Linked DNA regions of Homo sapiens: region 2 is linked to region 1. Evidence: chromatin contacts called from ENCODE Hi-C or POLR2A ChIA-PET data. All regions are on one chromosome and are shown on one strand. Each heading gives the region's core, a stretch centred on a gene start or an enhancer-like site at or near the end of the contact. The rest is flanking DNA. Distances are from core to core; before and after follow the strand shown.

Evidence for each region. A loop is a pair of places that touch in the nucleus more often than their neighbours do. ChIA-PET counts read pairs that join two places held with the same protein, here RNA polymerase II (POLR2A). Pooled maps may share reads with other maps.
Region 2: a map of HepG2 shows a loop between it and region 1 (2.4-fold over the local background). The contact joins two enhancer-like sites. A Hi-C loop is called at or near these places in 6 of 168 maps with a recorded cell type or tissue (B cell, Caco-2, HepG2 and 3 more), 2 of 37 single-sample maps with no recorded cell type and 7 of 50 pooled maps. POLR2A ChIA-PET finds 5 or more read pairs at or near these places in 8 of 52 experiments (A549, HepG2, MCF 10A and 5 more).

The regions. Positions count from the first base shown.
Region 1 is chr18:62,740,105-62,744,319 of GRCh38, reverse strand. The region is part of intron 1 of PHLPP1 (PH domain and leucine rich repeat protein phosphatase 1); the gene reads right to left. Among named protein-coding and RNA genes, the nearest start is that of PHLPP1, 27 kb to the right of the region's middle. RefSeq lists an enhancer at 2,810-3,104. Within about 2 kb of position 2,884, at least 10 of the 41 ENCODE cell types and tissues checked have a DNase peak (open chromatin) inside an H3K27ac peak, as active enhancers do.
Region 2 is chr18:62,783,209-62,787,789 of GRCh38, reverse strand. The region is part of intron 1 of PHLPP1 (PH domain and leucine rich repeat protein phosphatase 1); the gene reads right to left. Among named protein-coding and RNA genes, the nearest start is that of PHLPP1, 70 kb to the right of the region's middle. Within about 2 kb of position 2,594, at least 7 of the 41 ENCODE cell types and tissues checked have a DNase peak (open chromatin) inside an H3K27ac peak, as active enhancers do.

The DNA of each region.
Region 1 (4,215 bases), core at 1,635-4,134:
AAGTCAGGGTTCACAAACCCAGCAGGCCTCTGGGACCAGGCAGGAAGCCTGTATGAGGAGTGTGCTCGCACCAGGTGCGGGCATGCGCCCTCTGAAGGAGCCCCACCACTCACCAGAGGCATTGCCACAGAAGCTGGGGTGCCCAGATACTCTGATTTTTTAAAACAGAATTTAAAAAAAGAAGAAATCTTGATTCTTAAGGGAACTTTACAATGTCTAACTCATGGCAATTAACTTTAAAGTATTTCCAATTGTGCCTACCAAACAAAACACACCTGTGAGCCACATGTGTCCCACGGCACCAGTTTTGGACCTCTGCTCTAAATCCAGCAAAAGAAGATCCAACTTACCTCTCCACATCAAAGTAGTAAACATTAAGCAAAACTCAAAAAAATTAAAAAGCCTATCAACATATATGTCCAAAATTTCAATGTAACCACCACAGAGATGCAGTCACAAAAACTCACCCTGTGAGAAACTCTACAGGACAAATAACCTGGTTTTTTCAACAAGTAAATTGCAAGGAAAGAGAGGGAGAGGGGGAGGGTGGAAGAGGAGAGGGAAGAAGAGCTGGAGAGGCGGGAAACCTAAAATTAAAAGAAATTTAAAAGACATAAAAAATGCAATTACTAGGTTTGGACCACATTTGGATCATAATTCAAACCAAAAATGTAAGATTAATGGAAATTTGATCACTGACTAGGTAATTGCTGAAAAATAGGAATTAGTGTTAATTTTTAAGAAAATAACAGTGTCATCGTTTTGACTGAAGTACTTCCAAAGGAGTATTTCTGTATGGCGATACTTAAGTTTAGAGGTATTTATGGATGAAATGATATGAGATCTAGGATTAGTTTCAAAATAACCTAAGCAGAGGAAGGTGATTCGAGATAAAGTAAGACTGGCCATGAGTTGGCAACTGCTGATGCTGGGTAATGATTACGTGAGAGTTCATTACATTATTTTGCCTACTTTTGTAATTGTGTTTAAATTTTCCGTAATAAAAAAAAATTCTAAAAAAAAAAAAGCTGTTTTTAAGTTTTTCCTATTCACTATCACTTAATCTACTCAAAAATAGGGAAATGATGCACAGGATTAAGACAACCAAGAGAGGGAAAAAGAACAGAAAATAATACTTCAATAATAACTATAAAGAAACTAATTAACCTGCCCCTTAATTTAAAAATAATTGACTTTGTAAGTAACCCTGGGACCTCTCTTGTTTATGGATAAAAAGTGTAAAAAAAAAATCCTAAGCAAGTATAATTTCATTTAATGTCTCCCTAACAGGACATACAAATTAGAATGCTGTATTCCAACTCCATTAAAATGGAAATTGGTTTTTAAAGTATTAAGAGAACACACTGAATTGGTGATTTTTAATGTCCTCAATCAAACATCCTTGATGTTCAGCACAGTTTATTATCATTGGGGGTGAGTTACGGGAAGCTGGAATATACAGCAGGGAATTTTATATACTCATTCAATAAGAGGTACTAATTTTTCTTTTCTAAGAAAAGGAAAATGAGTGTGCTGGGATGGGGCAGAAACAGAGTAAAATAGAGCTTCCGATAAAAATTTTAAAAGGCCAGCTGCAGTGGTTCACACCTGTAATCCCAACACTTTGGGAGGCCGAGCCAGGTGGATCACAAGGTCAGGAATTCAAGACCAGCCTGACCAACACGGTGAAACCCCGTCTCTACTGAAAATACAAAAATTAGCCAGGCATGGCGGTGGGCACCTGCAGTCCCAGCTACTCAGGAGGCTGAGGCAGGAGAATCGCTTGAACCCGGGAGGCGGAAGTTGCAGTGAGCCAAGATAGCGCCACTCAGGCGCCCAGCCTGGGCGACAGAGCAAGACTCCATCTCAAAAAAAAAAAATTACATGAAGCCAGTAAAAAGACTATGCCTTTATTCTCAGACCACACCCCTTTGCATTCTGGGAGCATCTTGGGGCCTCAGATAACATAGAGTCAATCAATATAGCTGTATAAGGAACTACACAGCTGTGTAGGTGGCTAAAAGATGAAGAAAGTCATGTACATAGGAAGAACAGAAAAAGTGGTTGTTCTTGTGTGTTCAGATTATAGAAAAGACCGCGTTACTTTTATCTTCCTTTTCTCTTTTCTCCCTCCTACTGATAAGATAAAAAGTTAGGAAATGATAGTCATGGCACCTGTCCTTGAAAAAGACAAATCTAAAGAACATTTGATAACTCAATGGAATGGTTTCCCATTATCTTAAAATCAATTCCAAAACACTGGCCTCAAAGGCCTTTGTAGCTAGACTTAACAGAGAATTCATATATCTACCTATTTTGCATTGAATTTAAGAGGAGAAAAACTATAATGACCAAAGCATTCGGTCAGGCAGAAGTTAGCCCCAGACCACACACCCATTATATGGCCCCTTACAATTTCCTGATATTCTCAATCAGTACACTATATTCACACTGGTCCTCCCTCTAAGTCCTTAAACTTGCCGGGCTTCCTACCTCAGGGCTTTCAAACACACTGTTTCCCTATTTGCAATGCTCTTTCACGTACCCTGTAACCCAAGCTACTATTCAGTCCTCAGGTCTCAGCTTAAACAAGAATTCACTGCATACTAGATTTCTTCCTCGTGGCACACATAACAATTACAATTAAACAATTATTTATAAAAGTATTTGGTAAGTTTACTCCCTACTTTGAAGTCACAAGGGCAAGGACCTTCTTGTTAAAGAGTGGCACACAAGAGGCACAAAGTTCAAGAAGTATTTGCAAGAAATTGAGAGGAAGAACCCTATAGTACTGTCTTACGTTTTATGATAATCTGCGTCCTTGTGCAATTGGCTTAAGCTTCTGAAAAGGCAGAGGATCTGGTGACTCATCTTTTCCCCCAGCCTTCAAAGCACCTTATACCTTGGGAAGCAAGCACTCCACATCTGAATTGACTAAGTAGACTCAGGGAAAAAAAGACAGTGTCCCATATGAAAAAAAGTTTCTGTTACCACTAATCAGTGACTTTTGAACACAAACAAACCTTTGTGCCAACAACTGCTAGCCCAATAAATACAAAGTTCCTGAGCAAGTAAAAAACAACCGAACTCTACAGCCATTCCACCAGGGCCTATAAAATCAAGAACGGTCTATTATTTTTTTCCACTCTTACTGCTGTTTAGCAATTCATCATATGAAGAGTGAGCAATTATGGTTCTTTCTCAAGAGTTTCTATCCTAGTTCTCAAACTACCTTTATTAAAAATCTACAAAACACAACTTTGCTACGGGAATATAAAATAGCTAGATGATCTGAAGACATCAGTAAATATTTGAGCAATTATATTCTTTTTTTTTTCTTCTTTTTGAGACAGAGTCTGACTCTGTTGCCCAGGCTGGAGTGCAGTGGCATGATCTCGGCTCACTGCAACCTCCGCCTCCCAGGTTCAAGCAATTCTCCTGCCTCAGCTTCCACAGTAGCTGGGATTACAAAGGTGTGCACCACCACGCCTGGCTAGTTTTTGTATTTTTAGTACGTATGGGGTCTCACCATGTTGGCCAGGCTGGTCTTGAACTCCTGACCTCAGGTGATCCCCTGCCTCAGTCTCCCAAAGTGCTGGGATTACAGGCATGAGCCACCATGCCCAGCCATAATTATGTTCTTAAGAAAAACTAAAATAATGCTCGTTTTTGTTTCAATAACCATAATTTAAAATCTTGGCATCTAGCCCAGTCCTAAGCACAAAATGAAAATACAATGCTTACTACAATTAACAAGATTTCCATGATAGGTTTAGCATGGTTTCTTAACAGTGTTTATTATTTATTAATTGTCCTCTATACCATCTGGTTTATATCTACATATCTACCTGAACTTAAAATTTACCATGTCTTTATGTTCACTTTATAAACAGATTTAATCCATGAGTTATTATGATAATCTAAGAATGGAAAATACATTCTTCAGAATCAGCTCTTACCTGTAAGTCATAAGAAAAAAGAAGTCATAAGAAAAAAATCAAATCTATCTCAGAAATATCCATAAATGAGTTTATAAACAGAAAGGAAACAGAATATAATAGAAAGCACAATCCCAGCTTGGTTATTTACTACCCGCAGCTTTCATGAAGGCTTCTGAACATCCTGCCTTTCTGCCTCCCGACCTACCCACCCTCCCTCCCGCCCAAACACATACACACCCCTACAGATTAGGAGCAGGGAACTACAAGCTGTGCT
Region 2 (4,581 bases), core at 1,345-3,844, 44 kb before region 1:
GCTGCACGGTAATGCTAATTGTACTTGTAATTACATTATTAATAACATTTACGTAGACCAGTGAAATATGAAGGCAAAGTAATTTCTGTGAAAATTAAACTAAATGCTTTGGAGAAACTCAATCAAGTGAATCAATTAATAAAAATACCAAAATAGGTTCAGAAAGAAACTGTAAATGGGAAAAGGCTGATAAAAATCTATACCCTGGTTCCAAGGCAAGAACTAAAATAAAAATTCAATTCCTGCTTCTGTCATCCTCGGAATATTAAACTAGGAATTATTCTTTGCTCCCCTCAGTTCCTCCCTTCAAAACGATGCTTTAGGTCGGGCACGGTGGCTCAAGCCTCTAATCCCAGCACTTTGGGAGGCCGAGGTGGGCGGATCATCTGAGGTCAGAAGTTCGAGACCAGCCTGGCTAACATGGCGAAAACCCGTCTCTATTAAAAATACAAAAATTAGCCAGGCAGTAGCGGCACGTGCCTGTAGTCCCAGCTACTCGTGAGGCTGAGGCAGGAGAATCATTTACAGGAGGTGGAGGTTGCAGTGGGCTGAGTGTACCATATACAGATAATTGGGGTTAGCTATATTTCAAAAATTGAGAGCAATCTGTTAAGCTAAAAAGAAAAGAGAGAAAAAAAAGGCATCCTGAGTAAAACATCTTTTCTCTGGAATCTAAAATTCCAGAGAAAATTGAATTTTTTCCCTGCACTCTGGCCTGGGCGACAAAGTGAGACTCCGTCTCTAAATAAATAAATAAATGAATGAATGCATGCACGCTTTAGAGGTATTCTACACCTCCCTGCCTCTAGATAAAGTCTAAGATGGGGAAAGTATTTGCAAATTACCTTAAACATTTTATATTCTCCTTTAGCCAGCTTTTTCAATTAACTGACCAAATACTCATTCTAATTATGTTACATCAGAAATTTTATACTAAATAAACAGCACAAACCATTGCAAAAAATGAAGACAAATGTCATTACTTCTTTGGCACAACTGGTAGCTTTTAGAAGAGGCAGTTCACAGAGCAGACTGTGAACCTTTTACCAAAATCATTCTACTAAGTGTAGCTACTATTAAAAGCAAGAGCTTAGGACAGCCTTTAAGTGTAGATACAAAAAAAGTCAATGATTTTTTATTCATTTGCTTTGTAAACAGCATTCTTAAATTGCAGATGACTTTTTCTCCTTAATATTGATCAAGAAAATCAGATGTTTAAATGAAAAGTTTGTTGCAAAAAGCAAAGACAATGGGAACAGTAACTTTGAAAATAAGGCAGCGAGATTAGTAACTTACCCAAGGTCACAGAGCTAGGAAATAAAACAGCCAAGACAGTCTGATTCCATGGACTTAACTCTCAACCAAAAGTAATAATGATAGTTAAGGATCACAAAACAAAACAACAATAACAACAACAAAATGGTGATACTACAACAAGATGGTGATAATAATAAATGATAACCAACTTGATGGTTCCATTCATAAAGTTCAAGATATGGGAAGCATCAGACTCATCCGTCTGCTGGAGAGGGCTTGTAGACATAGAATAAAGATGTTTATCTTTTAAAATGCCTATTACTCCTTACACTGCAAGGAACACTTTAAAAACTGACTTTTACCTGTGAGCATTAGCCACAGACGCCTATATTAAGAAATGTAATGTCTCTCTTTTAGGAAGATGCTCTGGCATCAGTGTGCAGAAGGGACTAGAAACTGAGGGACCACACTAGAGGCTATCACTGGTTAAACTGACTACAAGAAATTAATGACAATCTTGAGTTAAGGCAGGGATAGAAAGTCAAAGAGGGTGATAAGAGATATATTTAGGAAGTAGTCATCTCCCTATGTGTATCTACCTATGATTATTACAGTTATTGATTAAGCACTTGTTGCAGGTCAGGCACTTGGCTATGGACTGAAAATATTCAAATACAATTCAGTTCAGCTTACCACTCTTCCCCCTGCATGGCCCACTCCTGCCATACCAAACGATGGCATGGTTTCCTCACCTCCAAAATTAAACCGACAGCATATTCCTTTTTTACTTAGGCCCCAAATCCAGCATGAACGGTAATGACCCGAGAAAAGAACAATGCCAAAATTTTGGCAAAACAGCACAGTGGGCAGCGGAGAAAGCCTTTGGCATTAGGAAAACTACTTTCATGTTACGCTTTTCTTGCCTGTAAGGAAACTTTTTTTCCACAAACAATTTAAGTCTATATTAATGCCATTTTCTTCTCCCCAGAAGGATGTTACTAATCTATAAACAGTACTAAAATTTACAATCTAGGTAGATCAATCTTGCCCAACACCATCTCTAATAGCCACAGCACAAAGGTAGAGAAACCAGCCTTATTTCTCTATTTCAGTCCCAAGGTACTGCTTTGAATTTGTTTTTGCTCTAACAAACAGAGCAACCGCTTCTCCCTCTATAAACAGTACTCTCTCCTTTCCTGAATGATGAACACAGCAGGAATCTTAACACTGCTTCAGATGTTACATAAATTCTCCCTGTCCTTCTGAGGATGATACAGAGAGTCTTAAATGGCTCTTTATCTACTGACTGTGACATCACTGTTGGCAGCCACGGCACTATAATTGTTTTGGGGGAGAAGCACTGAATATCTCTGAGTGATCACATGCATTCTCTATTCCCTCCCTATCAGCCAAACACTGTATTTAGTGAACAATATAAACAATACATCAATTACAGTCCTTTAAAATTGAGAGTCAAACAGAAAAACATACCAATTATCTGGTTTTCTATGTTTTATAACAACCTAATTTTGGAGCTATGATTTAATTGCCTTCGTTATAAATAAGGAGTTTTTCAAATTATTCTCCCCTCCTCTAGCATTTATGCTATATTAATCTTTTTTTCCACAAATATCTATATATCTTCTGATTTTATGACTCATTTTGCCCTGAACAGACCATGCTTCAATTTCTCAATTACGGCAACTACGTCAAAAAGGAAACCACAATTACTGAATTCAAAAAAGGATCCCCATAATCTTCTGTTGATTTAAGTGTCAGTGAAACTAGCTTGTGCTCTGTTCCAATTCACTCTCAAAAAGTTCAATTAGGACTAAATGAAATGACCAAATAGTCCAAAACGTTAACACGTACTGAAGCAGGTTATATATCTGCAAACAACATGAGGTTTTATTAGTGATAATTCTCCCATTTCTTCAGCACACAGACAAATGTGTGGCTTTAGCAGTTTCTGATTTTGCACCACTCACTTAACTGCAAGTTGGCCTTCACTGGAACAAACTTAGCCCTTAAACTTCTCTTCCTTCTGAAGATGACAGCTTATGGGTATGGCTACAAAACCTACCATGAGTTATAGTACACCAACTTCTATTACCCTCCTCAAGCCTAAAATAAGAATTCTGTCCCTGCTTTCTTTCTATTAGCCTTTGGGATGAAACTATTATAGTAGAAACTTTACATTCCTCTTTTACTCTCACTATTGACATTTGGGGCCAGATAATTCTTTCCTGAGAGGCTATCCTGTGTATTGTAGGATGTTTCACTGTCCAATGACAAATGTCAAAGTAATCCCTCTATTTGTGACAATGAAAAAGTCTCCAGATGTTGCCAAATGCTCATGAGAACCACTGCTTTAGACATACCCCACTGTCTGCCCCATGTGAAGTCTAGGAGGAGGAAAGTACAATCAGAGAATGAGAATAACTTCAAAATACTCCCCATCGTCTTGAATCTTAAAAATGCACAACCTTGGAGGCCATGAGCCTGGGTCTGGAGTTACAAGTGCTCTGAGCTGTAGCCAGCAGCTTCAGCTCTGCCTAGCCAGGTGGCAGACACTAGGCCCTTTCTTGCTGTGGCCATCTTTCTTCTCATTCTCAGGCCCTTTCTTGAATGAGAGACCAGACCAAAATTGTGAGAAGTATAAGTTCTCTAAAAGTCAACTATAAATTCCGTATTGCTTTTTTACTTCCATTATGTGGACTGTTGTGCCTACAGTCAATCATTTCACCCCATAAGAAACATGATTTAATTAGGTTAAGGCACAAGTTATTAGGCTGTATTCCAAACATAAACTGGTAGCTATTCTAAGAGAAAAAAAAAAAATGCATCAAGAAAAAAGGGCAAAAGAAAAGCTTTTCTTCAAGGCTTCAGGTGTCCCCTTAATAGTGCTATTCATGGATCAGAAAAGATACTCATTTCATGAGTGCTGCACAATAGCTTCTTGTTACAATAACCATTACAATATAGCATTTATTGAAAGGCTTGTGGGCTGGGTGTGGTGGCTCACGCCTGTAATCCCAGCACTTTGGGAGGCCAAGGCGGGCAGATCACGAGGTCAGGAGATCGGCACCATCCTGGCTAACATGGTGAAACCCCGTCTCTACTGAAAATACAAAAAAGTTAGCTAGACATGGTGGCGGGCACCTGTAGTCCCAGCTACTCAGGAGGCTGAGGCAGGTGAATGGCGTGAACCCAGGAGGCAGAGCTTGCAGTGAGCCAAGATCACGCCACTGTGCTCCAGCCTGGGCAACAGAACAAGACTCTGTCTCAAAAAAAAAAAAAAAAGAAAAAAAAAAGAAAGGCTTG